Regions from separate parts of the Homo sapiens genome. Here region 2 is linked to region 1. Evidence: read pairs that join two places in POLR2A ChIA-PET (ENCODE). Cell type or tissue: MCF 10A. All regions are shown on one strand. Links, peaks and the distances in the headings refer to the core of each region. The heading gives the core; the rest is flanking DNA.

Region 1 (11,237 bases), core at 1,598-9,597:
TAAGCCAAGATCGTGCCACTGCACTCCAGCCTGATGGAGCGAGACTGTGTCTCAAAAAAAAAAAAAAAAAAAAAAAAAGAGAGAAAATTGCGTGCAAATAACAAAACCATTTTTCTCAATGCTTCTTATCACCAAGAAAATGGTAACAAAGGAGTAAGAAATAGTATTTCATGGGAAACATGACTCTTTTAGCCTGTAGTCTAATTGTTTGGATACTATCTACGTTGGTGCAGGTGGAAAGGAATTCCTGTTTTGATAGCTGAATAGAACTAGGTAAGAAAAGAAGCGGGAAAATAAACATGTATTTATTAGCAAATGTGGTTTGAAAGAAAACAAACTTATTTCCCCTACGTGTTTTAAACAGATGAAATGTTTGCAACTTTCTAAATTCACAACTTTTATTTTGTTGAGCATTCTTTTTTCTACAAGTTGAGTTTATAAATTAATAAAACTGCCAAAGTATACTGTTTCTCATTTTCAGTCTGAACAGCAGTATTTTCTTTAGGACCTTGAGGTTTAGTACTGTAGTTTCATCTATTGCCAGAGTCATCAGAGTTTTTAACCAGTGTGTAATGTACAACTACAGATTATTTTTCTTTATCTAGCATATGTTCTTGGGATTAGAGCATGTTGTAAAATAGGCAGGGACTGAAACAGATTGATATTCTGTGGTTACCTTTGTAAAAAATATAATCTCTGCTTTTACTGTTCAAGGAGGCAGAATCATCTTTTCTTACAGGGAAAAGAGGAAGAGGTGTTATTGTTAGTAATGTAAGCATCTGAGTTTGAATTTTACAAAATATTAGCTTTTTGATTAATTTATTCAGTAGTTATTTGAATGCCAAATTTGTGCGCAGTATACTTCTCCCAACTTCTGTGTTTAGGTGCTCTCTATATGGTAGTAGGTAAAACTGATACAATGCCTGACTTCGTGAAGGTAGTGTAGTTAGGAAGACAGCTAAAGAACTGGCAAACAAACAAGTGTGTGTTTAATCGTATTATTTTCTCAAGTTTGTCACCAGTGCGCTGTAGAGTCACCAAAATCGAGTTTCATTTATAATTCAACTTCTCAGAAATTTGCTCAACATCATTTAGGCTAAATAGTATCAGACACTTCTAATAGTAATACTGAATGCTAACCTTTATTGAGTGCTTATGTTCTTTTAACATTCATTATTTTATTTAATGCTCACATAATGTTATAAAGTATAGATACTTTTATTCTTGCCATTTTGCAAGTGAGAAAGAAGAGACTCAGATTAAGTAACTTGCCTAACCTCGTTACTTGCTTAGCCTCATAATTTGCGTAGCCTACTTAGTGGTAGAAGTGGTTTTTATATTGAGTTAGTAACAGCAGATCTTGAGCTCTTAACCACTTGTGTATTCTGTTCTGTATTATTTAGCACTGTGTTAGGCCATATAGGGATATAAAAGAAGCATGACCAAAATCCCTATCTCTTAAGGTGCTTTCGGTCTTATTCCAGTAGATAAAGACAATATATTTAACTGTTAGGTGATGTTAATAGATAAAATTCTAAAAAGTGTAGTCAAATGACATACTTTGACACAAAAGGATTTTTGGATAGAAAATAGAGATAGAGAACCATCAAGTAGAATTATTGGGAAAGACTCCATGGAGAACTGACCCTTAGAAGATGGTTAAGATAAAGATATAGATGGGGAGGTGGACTGTGGAGGCAATGGAGGGATGTTGATGAGATAACAACAATAGAAAAGGATGCATTGGAGGAATTAGCATGACTCTTTTAGAATATTGTGAGGTTAAGACCAGCCTAAAAGAGGAAACAGTTTTGCCCATTCATTCTTTAAACTTTCTTTTGAGAGAGCCAGACACTTTGTCAGTAAATAGTAAAGCATAATATGTGAAAAACATTTCAAACTAATTATGTAGAATCTTTAATTCCAGGTAGTAAGGAATCTGTATTTATTTAATTTTTTAAATTATGATAAAATATGCATACACATAAAATGTACCATTTTAAGTGTTGTAAGTGTACCATTCAGAGGCATTAAGTACATTCACATTGTTGTGCAACTGTTGTTGCTATTCATCTCCAGAACTTTTCCATCATCCGAAACTGAAACACTGTATTCATTTTTTAAAAAACTCTCAATTTCCCTTTGCCCCTACCTCCTGGTAATCTCTGTTCCCTTGTATGTCTCTATGATTTGCCTATTTTAGGTACCCTTTATAAGTAGAATCATGCAATTATTTGATCTCTTGTGTCTTACTTATTTCACTTAGTGTAATGACTTCAAGGGTCATCCATGGTATAGCAAGTATCAGAATTTCTTTCCTTTTTAAACATGAATAATATCCTGATGTATGATTATAGTACATTTTGTTTAACCTATTCATCCATTGATGGACAGTTGGATTACTTTCACTTTTTGGCTATTGTGACTAGTACTGCCATAAGCATGGATAGACAAATATCTGTTTGAATTTCTGGTGTCAGTTCTTTTGGATATATACCCAGAAGTAAAATTGTTGGATTGTATGAAATTTTGTGTTTAATTTTTCAGTATTTATTTACTAAATATAATATTTTATTCCCACCTGTTTAATGTTGCTTGCTTACATCTATTCTTTTTCATTCCTGCATGTATTATATATTATAGCTAGACCAGATTACAGATCACATGCTCCATATTTTCCAGCCTTCTATTGCTGTAGTCATCTGGCTTGTTCCCTTTGCCTTCCTCTTTCCTTCTTGATCTGTCAACACATTGACCATTTATCAAGATCTAAATACCATTCCTTTGATACATAATAGAGTTCAACGGTGACAGTAAATTAGAAAACCAAAATATAATTGATAATGAAACTCCAAAAATGAACAAATTAGGTATACCCTAAAGAAGCCTAAGAAAAAAGAGAAAGAAAACAATAATATACAGTATTAGGGTTGAGAAAAGCAGTATAACCACAGATTTAGATAGTACCAAAAATGATAAAACATTTTGTGCAGTTTTAAACATACACAGTTATTAAATCTAGATGAGACAATTACATTTTAAAATAAAATATAAAGTATCAGAATGAAACTTGAGAGAGAAAACCTGAACAAACTGATAACGATGGATGAAGTGAAAAGGACTGTTAAAAACTAAGTAACCAAGATTCACATCACCAGTAATAAGTCATGTGGATAGAATGTACCTCCCAATATGATGCAATGAGAAGATCACTTCACCTTTGTGGTATCCTTCCCCTAAATCCGTAACACAGTCTAGGCATGAGAACACAGAAAATAAACCCAAATTTTGGAACATTCTACAAAATTTCTGACTCATACTTTTTAAAATTGCCAAGTTTATGGGAAAAAAAGAAAAGACTGAGAAATTATCACAGAGCAGAGGAGGACAATTAAAGAGTCATGATGCTAAATGCAGTATAGTGTCCTGGAACAGAAAAGGACATTAGTGGAAACACTGGGGAAATCTGGATAGAGTCTGTAGCTTAGTTGATAGTATTATACTAATGCTAACTTCTTAGTTCAAACAACTGTACCCTGTCTCTAAGATGTTAACATAGGAGGATGCTGAGTGAAGGGTATATAAGGACTGTATTCTATATTTACAATTTTCTTTAAATCTAGAGTTGTTAAAGATATGACAGACAGACACACATATAAAAGGCAGGAGGCTATGTAGTTTTATAGACTTACTGCCCTTTCTAGTGTCGTTCATTAACAAGTAACTGAAAATTCTTAAATTACTATTAAAACTATTTCCAAATATTAAAAATATAGAAAGCATCTCACTGTATTATATGAAGGTGGCATTACTTCAGTACAAAAAAAACTTAATGAAGATAGCAAAAAAGGGAAAATATGGTTGCAAAAATCCTAAGCAAAGTATTAGAAAATCGAATCTCGTAGTCTGTTGAGAGAGTAATATGCTATGTAGTTTTCATTTGAGATGTACAGTATGTTTCATTATAATGAAATATATCAATATAATTCATTACATATTGAAAGAGTAAAACTGCATAATCATACTATTCATGGTAAAATTCTAAGTAGAATTTTTTTTTTTTTTTTTTTGAGACACAGTCTCTCTCTTGTCACCCAGGCTGGAGTGCAGTAGCGAGATCTCGGCTCACTGCAACCTCCGCCTCCCGGGTTCAAGCAATTCTCCTCCTGCCTCAGCCTCCTGAGTAGCTGGGATTACAGGCACCTGCCACCACGCCCGGCTAATTTTTGTACTTTTAGTAGAGACGGGGTTTTGCCATGTTGGTCAGGCTGGTCTCCAACTCCTGACCTCAGGTGATCCGCCTGCCTCGGCCTCCCAAAGTGCTGAGATTACAGGCGTGAACCACCACGCCCAGCCAGAAAATTTTTTTAATCTGTGGAAAATAGATGAGTATATATATTTTTTTGTTTTTATTTTTTCACAGTGCAGAGATGGAGATGACCTTCCTCAGTTAATGAGAAAGCCCAGGTGCTTTAAAGGAATAACATTGTGATAGCTCTATCTACAAATAAATTAAATGTCAGGAAATTTTCACACATTAGAAAAATGACTCTCATGAAAATACAGAATGAACATGTGTCAAAAACTCATTCAACATTTTAATTAAAGTAGGAACCAGTAAGATAATAAAACTTGATATTAGAGCATTTGAATAATAGGGACTTATATAGTTCACCTTTCCAGGAAAATTGAAAAATGATGCCTTCAGAATAATATTGATTAGATACAAATTTGGTTAATTTTCTAAAAAGTTATAAAACGGTAACCTTTGGGTTTCTGCTTTCTCTAGGACGGAAATGTACAAGTTACATGGAACTTCACAGTGTCTAGACTCTAATCAGATAGAGTAAGTAGGCAGGTTAACAGTTTTCTAGTATGCCATTGGAAGGATAAATTTTCTTAATGTTAGTGTACTGTGGTAGATACTGTCAACCAAGTTAAAAGATACAAAGGTTGATTACCTTGATCAAAAACACCTTAGAACTTAATAGTAAAACTAAACAACAACCAAAAAAATACAAACTGTCAGTTCACTGAAGAAACACATATTGCCAGAAACCATGAGAAGCTGCCTGCAATCTCAGTCATAATTTTTTAAAGGCAATCTAAAATAAAAGTGAATGAAGATTTTGGCTATCAGGTTGGCCAAACCATAAAATGTTTCTATAACTAACTATTAGTGTTAGGCTGTTCATATTCACACTTTAATAGTGAGATTCTAATTTGTTATAAGCATATTCATTGGTGTTTCTTGGAATAGCAAAATACTGAAAACCGTCTCAGTAGTCTTGTTGTTAGGTAAATACACCATGTTTGAGAAGTGTAGAAAAGAATGACATTGTTAAGTGAGAAAAGCAAGATGTGGACAAATGTACATTTTTATTTTAAAAAGCTATTATTACATGTGTATGTTTATACCTAGGTCTGAATAATGCAGACAATAAAGCTTATTTATGTTAGTGGAAGTAAGGAAAATATTTTTCTTTTTTTTTTTGTAAGGAAGACTTTATAGTCAAGACTAGGGGAGAGAGATTAAACTCGACTCTGAATACAACAGGAACTAGTGGAGATCTATAACCATTAGGCACTGTTAGGAAGTAGATTTCTCTCTCTTTTTTCAAGTAGGGATAAGTGATTTTAATTTTTGTATTTTTAAAAAGAATTTTAAAAATATGAATACAAAAACTTAAATATCACATTCTCTTGGTAGATTTTTTATTGTCGGGATTTATAAAACTACCCAGATAACAGGGAAATCCTTCAGTTTTTCCTAGTAATGTTAAAGACAGATAAAGTAGAACAAGTGATTAGAGTATACAGTACCTCAAAGTGTCTGTCATAAATAAACTACTTAGAGGAATGAATATTTTGTACTCAAATAAATTGCAAGTATTTGTGAGCTGAACCCTATGTTTCCCTTCTTATTCCTGTTTCTGTTTGTCGAACTCTTCCTCCCTGACTTTCTCTTTCAAAGATGAGCATACATGGATTCATTTCGGTTTTGTAGTGTTTTGTGACACTCTAACCCTGATGTTTCCTTCAGTAGGGAAAATCAGAAGGGTTTTCTATAGTTGAGCCAGGTGATTGGAGTGGTGAAACCAAGCAGGGAGAGGTAAAGCCAAAGTAAGAGCTGCCTGTGTGGTGACTCATGAAATGGTTGAGGTTTGAATAGCTTTTGGCAGAAAGCAGAAGAAAAACGGAGACAAGGTATGGGTGTGTATGTGTGTGTGTAACTACATGCTGTACAAGCTATGCATATTTCTGAGAGCACATACTAATATAATTTAACCTTTGATGACTAAGGCTATTCTATAGAGTTTCAATTCTTGTAATCTACTCTAGTAAATGATGCATACAAGTAATGTGTAAGTGTGCAGGTATGAAGGGCTGACCTAGCCTACTGTGCGTGCTGAGACTCCCGTGTCTCCATCTTCACCCCCAGTGTAAATGCATTTGTTATAAATTGGAAAATGACTAGTTGAATTTGCTAGAATTATGTGTAAACTAATAGTATCTAATAACTGAGTGAGTGTCAAATGATTCTCCTATGAGGAAAATCAAGTGCCTTTTAATAAAGATTTGTGATATCTAATTTTAGTTTTTTATAGTTTGCTTGTTTGGCCTACTTTTAGGACCTTGGCTGTGTGCCACATAATTGAGGGTGTTGAACAAGTGAGATGTTGGAAAAGTCTCATAATTCAAATATTAAGCAAGTTTTTAGGGCCTGTTCTGAGTTCTAGCTGTGCACTCTAAAATACATAAATATATATTAGTCCCCACTTAGCTGAGGAGTATATGTTCGAAGACTCCCACCCTGAAACTGTGGACAGTACCCACTTGATTGCCATCAGTTGGAATACATTTTTATTCCTGTCTTCCACCCACAAATTTAATGCCTTTTTCATCTTAACTAAACACTTACTATATACACTGTAGCTGTAACTTTGGCAGTTTGAGGTGTGACAGCAACATTAGCATGAATTTCTTTTTCCTTCTTCACAATGTCATGGGTAGAAGATTTATTCCTACCATAGATCATAGCAGCCTAAGCATATGATTTTTTTCTTTCCTTATTCACTTGAGAATTTTCACTTTTACACTTAAAGGAAGCACTTTATGGCTTCTCTTTGGCATATCTGAATTGCCAGCATCACTACTCTTGTACTTTGGGGACATTACTAAGTAAAATAAGGGTTACTTGAACACAAACCCTGTAATACTTCAGCAGTCATCATAACCAGGATGGTACTAAGTGAGTAACAGGTGGGCAGATAGCATACACATTGTGGATTCACTGGACAAAGGAGTGATTTCTGTCCGAGGCTGGATGGAGTGGTGACAGATTTCATCACACTATGCAGAATGGTATGAAATTTAAAACTTATGAATTATTTATTTCTAGAATTTTCTGTTTAATATTTTCAGATCTGAAGGCACAGAAAATGAAACTGTGGGTAAAAGAGGACAACTGTAATTTATTCTACAGGTTCCCAAGTAAATGCTTGGCTTGTACAAAAGCATATTTTTATATCAATGTTGGTTGTTTTTGTTTCTAAAAATTGTCAGTCTTAGGTGAAATAGGGGATCAGCTGCTAGTCATATGTAAAATTGGTTTCGAGAATACTAGCCCTGCATACCTCTGCCTTGTAGCTAAGTCTTAAGGCTTTATCCCATCCTCCTTACCATGTGGTGGTGGGAGGGGGATATATCTTTCCTTTAACAGTGTTAAGACTTCATACATAAATGTCCCTGGGAGAAATAAAAAATGTTCCTCAAGTCATATTAAATCCTTTCTTAAGAGCAGAATTGGATTGAAAGAATATAGAAAAAGGAGAGATTGGAGAGATTTCAAAGACAGAAGCAGGCTGTCTTAGATGGAAGAAGCAAACCAGTCTTACTTGAAAGTTTTGTCTCTCATCTAATTGTATTTCAACCATTACCTATCTATGCATTATCTTCTGAGTGCTGATCCCGTATTTCTGACTGGATGTTATTATGTGGATGTTTCTTAACATCACTAATCATTAGAGAAATGCAAATTAAAACCACAATGAGATGTCACACCGCACCCATTAGGTTGGATACTATTAAACAAACAAACAAACAAAAAACAGGCGGGGCGTGATGGCTCAAGCCTGTAATCCCAGCACTTTGGGAGGCCGAGGCAGGTAGATAACTTGAGGACAGGAGTTCGAGACCAGCCTTGCCAACGTGGTGGAACCTCGTCTCTACCAAAAATATAAAAAATTAGCCGGGCATGGCTGGGCACGGTAGCTCACGCCTGCTAGCTCCCAGCACTTTGGGAGGCCGAGGCAGGTGGATCACAAGGTCAGGAGTTCGAGACCAGCCTAATCAACATGGTGAAACCCCATCTCTACTAAAAATACAAAAATTAGCTGGGCGTGGTGGCACACGCCTGTAATCCCAGCTACTCAGGAGGCTGAAGCAGGAGAATCGCTTGAACCCGGAGGCGGAGGTTGCAGTGAGCTGAGATCACGCCACTGCACTCCAGCCTGGGTGACAGAGCGAGACTCTGTCTCAAAAAAAACAGAAGAAAAAACAAACAGAAAACAACAAGTGTTACTGAGGATGTGGATTAAATTAGACCCTTTTGCCCTATTAGCAGGAATGTAACATGGTACAGCCATTGTGGGAAACAGTATGAAGGGTCCTTAAAAAATTAAAACTAAAAATTAAAAAAATTATATTTACTGAATGATTCAACAATTCCACTTTTGGGTGTACTTCCAGAAGAACTTCAAGGAGAATTGCAAAGATATTTGCACACCCATATTCATTGCAGCATTATTTACTGCAGCCAAGAAGTAGAAGCAACCCAGATGTCTGTCAGTAGAATAAAGAAAATGTGGTATATACATTCAATAGAATATTATCCAGCCTTAAAAAAGAAGAAAATCCTATTACATGCTATAACATGGATAAACCATGAGAACATTATGCTGTGTGAAACAAGCCAGTCATGAGAAGACACATACTTAATAATTTCATTTATAACAGGTCTCTAAAGTAGTCAAACTCATAGAATCAGGAAGTAGAATGGGATTGCCAGGGGCTAGGGGAAGGGAAAATGGGGAGTTGTTCAGTGGGTATAGAGTTTCAGTTTTGCAGGATGAAAAAGTTCTAGAGATCTGTTGCACAACAGTGTACACATAGTTAACACTACTGAACTATACATTTACCAATGGATGAGATGATAAATTTTATGTTTTTACCATAATTAGAAAATTTAAAATATTGATTCTAAGGCCCGACTGCCAAGATATTCTGATTTATACAATTTGAGATGGAGTCTTGATATTGCAAAATTTAAAAAGCCTCCCAGGTTGATTCCACAGCACAGAGTTGAGAAACACTGAAATAAACATAAAAACATAAGTAATTGTAACCACAAGATATTAGGTAGGTGGTTTTTTTATGACCCTATAAATAATTTTATCCCAGGAGATTAAACATTCTTTGGTTCACATACTGTCGGACTCCAATTTACTAAGCAATTATTTATTAATTTAGCCATCAGAGTTTAAAACAGAGAATCACTTTAATAAATGAAGAAATAATGTGAAAACAGACATGTCAGGTTCTCTTATCAATGACTTTGACCAGTGTATACAAGATAACAGCATATCACTTGGTTAAGAACTTTTGAATCTATTTTTGACCTTGCAGTGGCCTAAGAACAGTTAAATGAACATTTATTTAACTTAAACTTTTGCTTTGGGAGATTAAGTACAGTTCAACTGGAATAGTGTTTGTTGCTTATGCCTTTATTGTTTTTATCTGTATATCTCTTTAATTCTTTTCTGGATTTTTTCAGAAAAATTGTCTCTACTTTATTCTTTATACTAGTATTTACTCATGAGAATCATAAATGGTAAATATAGTCCATGGGAAAAACAAGCGGAACAGGAAGTACTAAGACAAGCTTTGTCATATAAAGTTTTAGAAAACATGGTACAAACTGGAGACTTGGACAAAGTGGCAGACTTAGTAAAATATATTAATTAGTAATGTAACTACCATTTAAATATTCTGAGTATGGAATTTCCACCTTAAATATTTGATCCTATAAAACTGTTTTTTTCAAACATTGTTCTACCCTGAGAATTGCAAAATATCTACTGGCAGGATATGAACTTGGAACAGCAGATTGTTCTTTTTTTAGTAGCCTTTTTCCTGCAGATGTGACTTTAACAGAGGAAGATGCTGAGTGTTTTTTTTTTGTTTGTTTGTTTGTTTAGTTTTGTTTTTTTTTTTTCTTCCAGTACTTCAGGTGATCAGCAGAATAAAGACAATAGTTATTTGCTAAATGAACCTTAGGTAATTTAGAGATAGAGGGTGTATACCATTTAAAAATGTTTGAGATTTTCTAATGTTCTTACTAAATTGCTTATTTTCTTTGAAATTCCTCTAGGGAAATTTTAGAAATTTTAACTCATTCAATTATGTCATCTCTGATTTTGGGGGGAACAGGTACATTACATCTTCTAAAATTGGAGATGGAAAATGGATGGTAGCAATTTTTACATCTGATTATCACATGACATTAGAAAGAGGATATATGGTACAACCAAATATTATTTATTATAGAATTTAAATTCTTTGTAAATATTTTCTGCTTACATATGTTTGAAATGTATACCTCTGACCATATTTTAAAATTTGATACTAAGCCAGAATTAAATTACTTTGGGCAAAATTTGATAAATATTACTTGTAATTTTAAAATAAAGATTAATACCCTGGTGAATTTGACCCAGACTTACATATATGTATGCTTATGGATCTTATTCTGCCTGACACTTGACTTTTTGCGTTTTTTCTTTGTTGTACTTTAGTCCCTGTCGTAATCTGGAATGCAAAAAGAACTTCCAGGAAGGACATAAGTATTACTTTAAAAATGTACAAATAGGAATAGAGTCATCAGTCAGTGACTAAGGATAGCTGAACTCAATTTGCTGATGTTTAAATTGTCTAATGTCCTGTCTTTCAGAGAGAACAACATTTGGCCTTCAAATATCTGGGATTGTGGGTGAGGTGAAAGGAAAGGTGAATTCTAATAATGAATCAAGGCAGGAACTGAAGGAGGCTTTGTTTGTTTCTTTAACTTGTTTTGTAATAAGATCAGTTGTTTCAGTGAATAACCAAGTTGTAGTGACATGAAGAATTGCACGTTGCTTGTGAGATGCAGAATGACATAGAAACTGCCAAGATTCTTT
Region 2 (11,237 bases), core at 1,063-9,062, 66 kb before region 1:
AGGTGCAGTGGCTCACACCTGTAATCCCAGCACTTTGGGAGGCCAGGGCAGGTGGACCACTTGAGGTCAGGAGTTCAAGACCAGTCTGGCCAACATAGTGAAACCCCATCTCTACTAAAAGTACAAAAATTACCTGGGCATGGTGGTGGGTGCCTGTAATCCCAGCTACTCGGGAGGCTGAGCCAGGAGAATCGCTTGAACTCGGGAAGCGGAGGTTTCAGTGAACCAAGATCATACAACTGCACTCCAGCCTAGACAACAGAGCAAGACTCTGCCTCAAAAAAAAGTGTTTATAGAATAGAGATTGCCTGTTATTTCTGTATAGTCATCCCTGGGTATTTGCAGGGGATTTGTTCCAGAACCCTCACGGATACTAAAATCCATGGATGCTCAAGTTCCTTATATAAAATGGTGTAGTATTTGCATATAACCTATGCATATTTTCCTATATACTCTAAATAATTTCTTAATTACTTATAATACCTAATACAATGAAAATGGTATGGAAATATTTGTTATACTGTATTTTTAAGATTTGCATTTTTAAATTGTTGCATTGTTAATTTTATTGTTTTTTTCATCCCAAATATTTTCAATTCATGGTTGGGTGTCTCCTGCAGATGCAAAACCCATGGATATGGAGGTCCTACTGCATAATGTTTAGATGATGCATACTCACATGTTTTTTAAAACTTGAAAATGTTTAATCAGTTTATTAACTTATTTACCAAATATTCATTTAGAAATAAGTAAGAGTAGAATGAGTATTTGTAGTTTTTAGTGTCCTATAATAATGATTCACTTTGATTTTATTAACAGGATCAGGAGAAGGTCTGGGGAAAATAATCCAGAGATTTCCACAGAAGGACTGGGATGATACACCTTTTCCACAGGGAATTGAGTTGGTAAGTGGTTGTTGTATTATTGCATATTTATAATGTTACTTTTCTTTTTTGTCACATTGATTTTTACATTTATGTTACATTTGCTGTTAAATAATTTGATAATTTAATTGTAAGATATTACAGTACTAGAAATAGTTATCTTCCCTCCTAGTCCCTCAAGTACGGTCATCTTTGAATATATTAATTCTAGAATGCCTATTTTGCTCTTCTTTTTCTCATTTAAATTTCTAATATTAAAGCTGAAATTGAGGGCCAGGCGCGGTGGCTCATGCCTGTAATCCCAGCACTTTGGGAGGCCAAGGCGGGCGGATTACGAGGTAAGGAGATTGATACCATCCTGGTAACACGGTGAAACGCTGTCTCTACTAAAAATACAAAAATTAGCCGGGCGTGGTGGCGGGCGTCTGTAGTCCCAGCTACTCAGGAGGCTGAGGCAGGAGAATGGCATGAACCCGGGAGGCGGAGCTTGCAGTGAGCCAAGATCGTGCCACTGCGCTCTAGCCTGGGCGACAGAGCAAGACTCCCTCTCAAAAAAAAAAAAAAAAAAAAAGATGAAATTGATGATTTTCATATACTCAAAAGCAGAAAAATTCCACTGCTTCTTTAGTAAAAGTCTTAGCCTAGTAACTTCAGGGATACACATATATATATTTTTTTTTTCCTGAAAATGTCCAGGTTATTGTCTTAGTAAAAACAAAACAAAAAACACAGATAAATAAAAAACCAAAAGTTCATTTAATGTTGACCAGTCATGGCTTGAATTTGATCTTAAAATCACAAATTAGATTTCTTTTGTTTTTAGCTACAAGGTCTGAAGGTTATTTTATAATAGTGCAGTTCAACTCCTTTTGTTGTTGTTGTTACCCGTTTTAAAGGAATTTATTGGTTGAACATAATTTATGCTACCCAAGATATTCTATCTGGTGGTGGATCCATGGTGGTAAACTGAGGGACTAGAAAGGTGATTACTAAAGTACTTTGTAATATGTCTACGAAGTTTGGTTCTCCAGATTTACTGGGGGTGTGTGTGTGTACTTATTTATATTGTGTTTATGGATATGCACACACATAAACACATAGAAGCAGTGTCTTCAAAGCAGTCCTGTTGAGAGGACATTTGGTATAACATGATACTTAAGAGTGCAGGCTCTGGAGCAGAGTGCCTAGGTTAAAATCTCAGCTGCGTGGTATGACTTTTGACAAGTTGCTCAACTACTTTGAGCCAGCAGAATACTTATCTATAAAATGAGGATAATGATTATATTAATCTCATAGGTTGTTGTAAAGATAAAGTGGAAAAAATACACATAAAATGATTAGAACAATGTCTTCCATAAATGAGTTGTCCCATTGTTTAATTAGTATTGTTGCTGTTTGTTCAACATATCTCAGCACCTTACCCACAGGAACAATTGTTCATTCTCTTGTTGGCATGGATCAGAAATATCTGTTAGATATTTTGTATTGAAAATTGTAAATTTTCTCGTCGTAGCTAATAACTGTCCAGTTTTGCTTCACTGAAAATTAAAGATACATTGCTAGGTGCTTAGTTTTGATTGTTATAACTCAGCCATGTAAAGAAAGCTGAGGGTTCTGTAGGCCTACAGAGGGGGTAAATCTTGAATTTTGGCATTAAAAATGGGGAAGGAATGTGAGGATCCAAGGAAAATGGCTTTTTGGAAAGCCCTTTGCATTCCTTTCTCTTTTTCCCCATATGCCTGCAAATACCAGTAATTGGCCTTACAGTGTGAATAAGCAGGCATTTGTTCTATAAAAGCTTTTAAACCCTGTTTCAATGTCCCTTTTAGTGTGATTGAGGGGAAATTTTTGGTGCTAGGGACCTGTTAGAACTTATTGTGGGTTCCTACCTCCATTCACATCAAAGTGTGGAGAGATATAAACTATACCAATTTAACAGTATGAGCAGTGACTCACCTTCATAAGTTTCAGGAACCAACAGACATCATAGAGGGAGAAGGGAAATCATGGATTGGCATAGCTATTTAGCTAGGACAGAGAAAGGATAGTGTTGTTTTGAAAACCAAGAGAATAGATACCTATGATACCTCTCTTATTTCTCCAGTAGCAAGGGAGAGAAACATACTGATTTTACTACTTAGTAAATAGATATTTTCTCTTTGTATGACAGACACTGCCATGTTCAAGTGCTATAAATGTTTCTCCAATAAGTGGAGTCATGTGCTGTTAGAATAGTGAAATGGAGGTGCTAAGAGTTAGACAGAACTTTTCCTCCCTAAGATTTTCCTAGATGACTTCTTGGCATATTCTTAGCATAGCATTTCAAGATTTGTTGGGCTAGATTAATATTTAAAGAGTAATCTGTTGGATTACGTCAGAAATTTTCTTTTTCCTTTTCCTTTTTCCATAATGGATCGCAATTTCAATTCTTTAATGTCTATGGTGTTGTCAAGTACAAAATAAATTTATCTTACATCTATCAAAGTCCATTTTAAAAACAGAATAAATCACTATTAATTTTTTATTGTCCAGTCTTTATTGCCTTATTTTTGCATATCTTTAGAGAGTGTGAATATTCTGTATATGAACAACAATAGCTTGAATAATTGTGATGCCTTATGTGATCTTGAGTAACCCTGCGGCTTCAAGACCAAAGATAGATATAATAAAATTTTAGTCTAATTGAAGGTGATCTGGCTTAATCCTTAAGTGGTTTGTTGTTTCCAGTGTAGTCGTGACCCTTTTCTGATGATTTATGGGAAAAATTCTTACCCCTTCCATAATGGTGGAACAACATTAGCATGTAACATTCATGTTAATATGTAGCAGTTGTATAGGATTAATAGATTGTGATGAACTCACGTACATAATGGTGGTAGTATATTAATTCACAAATAAGTAAACAGAGGCTTAGGAAATTTAAATAACTTTACTGAGATCTAACAGCAAGGATACAGCAGAGCTAGGATTCAAACCCTGATCTTTTGACTCTTAGTGTCAGCCAAGATCTGAGAGATTTCTAGGAGTGACACTTTTAGCTGTGGTTAGCATTTTAGTGTAAATGGTTAGTCTTTTAGTGTAAATGTAGAATTCTGTGATTTGGAAGAACTAAGGTTGAGAAATGTTAAGAGAAGGCTGTGTTATTGAATAGGGACCAACTTTATTATTTATTTTATCTGAGAACACACATGGGCTCACAATATAATATTATATTCAAATTATTTTCTGTTGCCACTTCTCCTTCCCAGGGAACACATAATTGATGTATGTAAGTTCTAAATGAAAAATAGATATGTGTTCAGCCTTACAACTGGTGGAAAAGGATTTTAGGCATTCATTCACTAATCAAATTCCAAATTTAATTTAGAGGATGCTGAATTTCTTTTTCCATTTTTACATAAAGAAATTGCCTTCTATTTTTCTATTGAAAAATGGTAAACTTTAATTCGGATGGATTTTAAAAATAAAAATATGAAAGTAAGCTAAACCAAACATAATGACTACTTTTCCAATTCTGGGATATTTTTATCTTTCTCTTGTGCTTTTTAGGCATACACGAAAACCACAGACAGTCATATAAATAAAGTTGCAGTTAATTTTAGTGACAGCATTTCAAAGAAAATTGTTTTTCAGAGGCATTCTATGGTTAACAATCTATTCCTGATTATATGAACAATATTTTTATTGGCTAGATCAGAGACATCTAAACAGCTTAAAGAATTAAAGCAAAATTGTATTGTTTTGACCTTAGCTCCTGTTTTTTTTTTTTTTTAGACGGAGTTTCACTCTTGTTGCCCAGGCTGGAGTGCAGTGGCGCAATCTTGGCTCACTGCAGCCTCTGCCTCCCAGATTCAAGCAGTCCTCCTGCCTCAGCCTCCCAAGTAGCTGGGATTACAGGCATGTGCCACCACACCTGGCTAATTTTGTATTTTTAGTAGAGACAGGGTTTCACCATGTTGGTCAGGCTGGTCTCGAACTCCTGACCTCAGGTGATCCCCCTGCCTTGGCCTCCCAAAGTGCTGCGATTACAGATGTGAGCCACCACACCCAGCCGACCTTAGCTCCTTTTTAAGATGCCCTGTTTTAGGAGTGAATTTTTTTATATCATTATTCAGAAAATATGCCACAATCTCAGTAGGGCATGCCTGTACTAAGGTTTTTGTTAGATGTACCTGATTTTTTTAGAAGACTAAAGTACTGTAGTAAATAAATTTTGTGGCTTGAAAAAGAGAAGCATTCAGTTAGAATTTCTAACTTTAATGTTCTTACGAAATTGGTTCTGTTATTTAAATTATACACTAGCAATTTGACTACCTGCCCTATGAATTCAGTCTTCTGTAAATGTAGATTGAGGAGAAGAGAGGAAAAAGAGCTTGTATTCCACATTGTGCAGGTGTAACATAGGAAAAGTAGCTTTAATATGGGATGTTATTTGAGGACAGAGAGGTAAATATAAGTACCATGTAATGCTTTAATTCTTTAAGCTGTTTAGAATGCAATACATACAATAAATGGGTAGCAATCATCCATCTGACATAGATGTAAATACTGTTTGGTTAGAAGAGACTTTTCTCTTCCTTTTTGTAGAAGAATATGCTTGAAAGGAGAATGAGATGACAGAATCAGGGTTCACAAACATTTTAAAAGGCAGGAGTTATGGGATGTTTAAGAAAATGAAATATAATAAGTAAAAATTTAAGTTCTTGCATGTGAGTATATAAAGCTAGATTTATAAGTAATTATTTAGAATAAAGATAGGCAGATACTATCCAGCTAGAGAGGTTTGAGAAATAGAAGAAGACAGATTTTAAAAAGTTTATAAAAGGTATGTATGGTAGATACTGTAGATGGAATCTAAAGCCTCTGTCCTGAGGTAAGGTGCGAGGTAAAATACACAGTTTTAAAGATGGTCCAAAGCTTGGTATAAACCGTGTGTGGAAGGACTCTTGATTTGGCATAGAGTTGAGGCTGAAAACTTAAGAAAACTGCTACGAAGTATGAAGACCTGGCTTTTAAAACATACTAAGAACTATAAAAAGGATTTTAAAAGTTATGTTCACAACAAAGCAAGTGGATATAAATGGAGTTTAAGCTAGAAAATGGTGGTTTGAGCTCATATTTTTGGTACCCACTCCCAGACTGTTGTCTCTTTGAAGTAATAAAACCACAGGGCAGGGAACCTCATGAAGTCTGGAAAGTGCATGTGAGGTAGTAGATTATTTTATCATCTCTGAGGAAGAGATTAATTAATCTTGGTGTTATGATTCTAATACACTCCTCCATACTCACTACAATGGTTTGTTTATCCTGTACTAGAACTAGTGTCTCTCAATTCTGCTTATTTTGTCAGTGCATCGATACCCTCAGTTATGCTAGAAAATCTTTCCCCTACAGTCACGTACTTCACTTCTGCTCTCAGAACCACTTTAGACAAAGTTTTCTTGTCATGCTAGGGTTCTGCTCTACCTGATGCTTTAAGACCAAAGAGAACTTCCTGAGGAAGATGTAGAGCTACACAGGCCTGACCCACTACATCTGTGTATTGTTTGCGGACAGCCTGGACTTCGTTACATGGTATCATACTGCTACTCATCTCTCATGTGCTTGTCTGTCATATCACCCTTATGGCTTATCCTGTACTTCTTAAGTTCCAGTTCCTTTTTGCTACTATTCTATTTCTATTCATCCCATTTCCATTGTATCTATAATTTTAGCAAAAAAAAATTTCTTGACTTTATGTTTTAGCTACTATCCTATTTCTTCTTTATTATAAAATGTTTTCAGTGAGTCTTCATTTGCTGTCCCAATTTCTCTAAGAGACTAATGTGGTTCAGTAGAAAGAATACGGGATTTGAAATTTAAAAGCCTTGAGCGAAGTTAATTTACTCTCTCTGATAATAATAATTTTCCTACAGGGATGTTATTAGATGATCATCTGTTAATATTTTAATATTTGTAATGTTACAATTTGTTGTTATTTACTCTCATTTCATACCTCTATCTCACGCACATTGCAGGGATTTATTCTGAAGTATAGTTTATGTCCTGTCTGTTCTGAAATCACAAAGTTGAAGTTAATTTTTTCTGAATTGGTTAAGGTAATGCTAGCTTTTGTAATAGATATACCTGGAAATCTTAGTAACTTAACATAATAGAAGGTTTTTTTTCCCCTTATTTACATAATGGCTAATTAGTGGCAGTAGGGTAGATGGGAGTGGGGTTTGCCATTTTCAAAATGTGGTCTTGTAACGAAAAAGCAAGTTAGATGCCCACTAAATGTAGAGTTCAATTAACAAGAGTGATGTCTGATTAAAAAAAAAAAAAGTGAGTTTATTCCAAAGCTCATTGGGGGGAAGAGGCACAAAGCATTCTTCTTTTAAATGTCCCACTTCACCTTTGGAGCAGAAAGCAGGCATTTTTATAAGGCAGGGGAGGAGATGAGCGAAGGCAGGGGTCCCCCTGCTACCAGGCAGTTATCTACTAGGCAGTTGGGTTGGCACCTTCCTGGGAAAAGTTGTAAAAGGTGCCAAGTGGACATGCTTTCAGCAAGCCCTCCAAGTAGGTGTAAGTTCTGAGGCAGGTGGAGAGGGGACGCAGGGAGAGAGAGAGAGAGAGGAGAGAAAAAGGAGAGAGAGAGAGAGAGGAGAGAGAGGAAAAAGAGAATAATTAAATCACCTACAGAAAAATGGGGGTACTTGGTTACAGTCCTCAGGGTCTTCTTAGGCAGCAGTAGTTGGTCGTCAGAGTAGTAAGAGAAAGCATGGAGGATAGTAAAAGTTAGTTTTATGGGATATGTCTGGAGGCAGTATATATTATCCATATTCTATTAATCAGAAGTCAATCACAAAGCCAGTTAGCTGTAATAGGAGATTGGTAAATAAACCCTAGATGTGTGCTTAGGAGAAGAAGGAAACAGATTTACTGAACAAATAGCTTTCCTCTGCCACACTGTTCATGCTGAATCCAAAGATTGTTTCCCTTATCTTAATTTTCCTTGACCATTTTATTTTTTGACCTCATTAATTTGGTCTTTGTGGTATAATGAAAAAATAAATGTTTGGTCTTTGCCCCCAGTTTCTGGCACAGAGCTCCTGAAACCTTTGTGATTTACTGTGTTTTATATGCCAGTGAGATGGCTCTTGGGTTGAGAGGCCCTAAATAGTTTCAGGATAGGGGCTGGTCACCAGAGGAAGCAATTATGCATTTAGTGGGTTGGAACTTTCACCCCCAGTGGGGAGAGAGAAGGGCTGGAGATTGAGTTTAGTCACCAATGGCAATGATTTAACCAGTTATGCCTACTTAGTGAAACCTCCATTAAAACCCCTAGATAACAGGGCTCAGAGAGCTTTTGGGTTGATGAACACATTTTTTTTGATTGTTTTAAAGAGACACAGGATCTTACATACTCTGTCATCCAGGCTGGAGTGCAGTGGTGTGATCTTAGTTCATTGTAACCACGAACTCCTGGACTCAAGCGATCTCCTGCCTCAGTGTCCAGAATAGCTAGGACTACAGGTGTGTGCCACCATGCCCAGCTATTTTCTTATTTTTCTTAGAGACAGAGTCTGTCTTTCCCAGGCTGGTCTCAAACTCCTGGCCTCAAGTAATCTCCTCACCTCGCCCTCCCAAAGCACTGAGATTACAGGCATGAGCCGCTGTGCTTGCCCAATGAACACACTAATGTCTTGTGAAAGTGGTACACCTGAGAGAGGGCATGGTCCCTGCCATACCTCACTCTGTATATCTCTCCCACTTGTCTGTTTCTTAGTTGTATCCTTTATAATCAAGTGGTAAATATAAATATCTTTTTCTAATACTAAATTTCTAATATGAGGTAAGTTCTGGGTAACAAATAGCCTGGAAGATTAAATCACAGCTCGTTCATGCCTAATTTCAGTTTCAGCAATTTATCTTATCCTTAATCTGAAACTAGGGTAACTGTGTCTTATTCAAACCAGAATGTTTTTGAGAGTGAAAAGGATTGAATCAAAAATATGCATAAACTGGAGCTATCTAGAACCAACTGATTTGTATGGTTACTTATATATATGTGTATGTATGAATTACCTGTATGCAAAAGGTTGGAAACTATCTAAATGACCATTAGTATGGGGACTCGTTGAATTAGCGGTACCACAGCCACTCATCAGAACATAGTACAGCTGTTAAAAAGTACGAGATAAGGAGATCTACAAGCACACGAAAAGATGCTAACATCACCAATTATTAAGGAAATGCATATTAAAGCCACCATAAGATACTATTGCATGCCCATTATTATTGCTATTAAAAAAAAAAAAAAAAGCCAAGCACAGTGGCTCACATTTGCAGTCCCAGCAACTGGGGAGGCTGAGATGGAAGGGTCACCTGAGCCTAGTAGTTGGAGGCAGCAGTGAGCTATGATTTGCACCACTGCAACTCCAGCTTGGGTGATAGATGAGATTCCAACTCTAAAAAAAGCCCCAAAACAAAACAAAAATCCCAGAAAATAACAAATGTTAGCAAGATTAGGGAGAAACTGGAACTCTTGTGCACTGTTGGTGGGAACGTAAAATGGTGCAGCCACTATGGAAAATGGTATGGAGAGTCTTCAAAAAAAATTGAAAATAAAATTACCATATGACCTAACAATTTCACTTCTGGGTATATCCTAAAAGAACTGAAAGCTGGGATTCAAACAGATATTCATACACATGTTTATAGTAGCATTGTTCACAGTAGTCAAATGGTGGAAGCAACCTGAATGTCCATAGACAGATGAATAGACAAGTGAGATGTGATACACGTGTGCACGCACACACACACCCCCCCCCAGAATATTATTCAGCCTTAAAAAGGAAGAAAATTCTGACACATGTTACAACATGTGCCAACATTTGTTGTGTTATGCAAGGTTCAACCTGAAGGATGAACCTTGGGGACACTATGTTAAGGGAAATAAGCCAATCACAAAAAAACACAAATACTAGGAGATCGAGACCATCCTGGCTAACACGGTGAAACCCCGTCTCTACTAAAAATACAAAAAATTAGCCGGGCGTGGTGGTGGGCGCCTGTAGTCCCAGCTACTTGGGAGGTTGAGGTGAGAGAATGGCATGAGCCCAGGAGGCAGAGCTTGCAGTGAGCGGAGATCACGCCATTGCACTCCAGCCTGGGCGACAGAGTGAGACTCCGTCTCAAGCAACAACAACAACAATAAAAAACAAAACAAAATACTGTGTGATTTCACTAATATGAGAGACATAGAGTAATCAAATTCATACAGGCAGGAAGTAGAATGGTGGTTGCCAGGGGCTGGGGAAAGGGAGGAATGGCAAGTTGTTTAGTGGGTATAGATTGTGAATTTTGCAAGATGGAAAGAGTTTTGGAGTTTAGTTGCACAACAGTGTGAATGTACTTAACACTATCTGAACTGTCCACTTAAGATTGTTAAGATGATAAATTTTGTGTTATATATATTTTACTGTAGTTAACTTTTTAAAACAGTATGAAATAAAGCTTTATGTACTGAAATGAATAAATCTCTAAGGCATATTTTATAGCAAGTAGCCAAAAACTATCTGGGAAAAAAAGAACAAAGTTTGGAAGACTTATACTACCTGGTTTCAAGACATCCCATAAGGCTCAATAATCAAGACAGTATGGTATTAGCTTAAGGAATAGACATGTAGATCCATGGTACAGTCTAGAAGCAAACTCACATATATATCATGAATTTATTTCTTTTTTCTGAAATGTTCCACTTTATTGAAAGAAAAGCATGTGTTATCTTTTTTGTTTTTTCCTTTTATTTTTAGTTGATATGTAATAATTCTACATGTTTATGGGAAACAGGGTGATATTTCAGTACATGTATGCAATGTATAATGGTGGAATCAAATTAGTGTATCCATCACCTCAAATACCTATCATTTCTCTGTGTTGTGAACGTTCAGAATCTTCTAAGTTTTTGAAAATATACACTAAATTATTGTTAACCATATTCACCTTAACGGTGCTACAGAACACGAGAACTTATATTTCCCATTTAGCTATGACTCTGTGTCTGTTAACCAATCTCTTCCTTTCCTTCCCTCCCCACATCCTTCCCAGCCTCTAATAACCACAATTCTACTCTCTGCTTCTATGAGCTCAAATTTTTGTTTTTTGTGTTTTTAGCTTCTACATATGGATGAGAACACACAGTAGTTATCATTCTGTGCCTGACTTCATAAATTGGTTTTTGGACCGAGTTGCTAATGTAATTCAGTTGTGGAAGTGATAAGCCCAAATGGTGCTAGAACAACTGGATATCCATTTAGGAAAAAAATGAGCCTTGACCCTTAAACCATACACAAAAAGTAACTTGAAATG

What was found. ChIA-PET counts read pairs that join two places held together with the same protein. Peaks named below come from ENCODE experiments on the same cell type or tissue, not always from the same donor. Only the 100,000 strongest peaks of a DNase experiment are listed, where the experiment ranks them.
Region 2: POLR2A ChIA-PET joins it to region 1 with 5 read pairs; 2 of 35 experiments call an interaction of 5 or more read pairs at or near these places.

What each region holds. Positions count from the first base shown.
Region 1 is chr11:10,117,942-10,129,178 of GRCh38, reverse strand. All of the region lies in intron 2 of SBF2 (SET binding factor 2), which reads left to right. Among named protein-coding and RNA genes, the nearest start is that of SBF2, 170 kb to the left of the region's middle. In MCF 10A, for the core only: no CTCF peak of the experiment used is centred there; a DNase peak (open chromatin) is centred at 6,158.
Region 2 is chr11:10,183,570-10,194,806 of GRCh38, reverse strand. SBF2 (SET binding factor 2) reads left to right here. Exons shown (of 40, transcript NM_030962.4): 2 at 820-905. Among named protein-coding and RNA genes, the nearest start is that of SBF2, 110 kb to the left of the region's middle. In MCF 10A, for the core only: no CTCF peak of the experiment used is centred there; no DNase peak of the experiment used is centred there.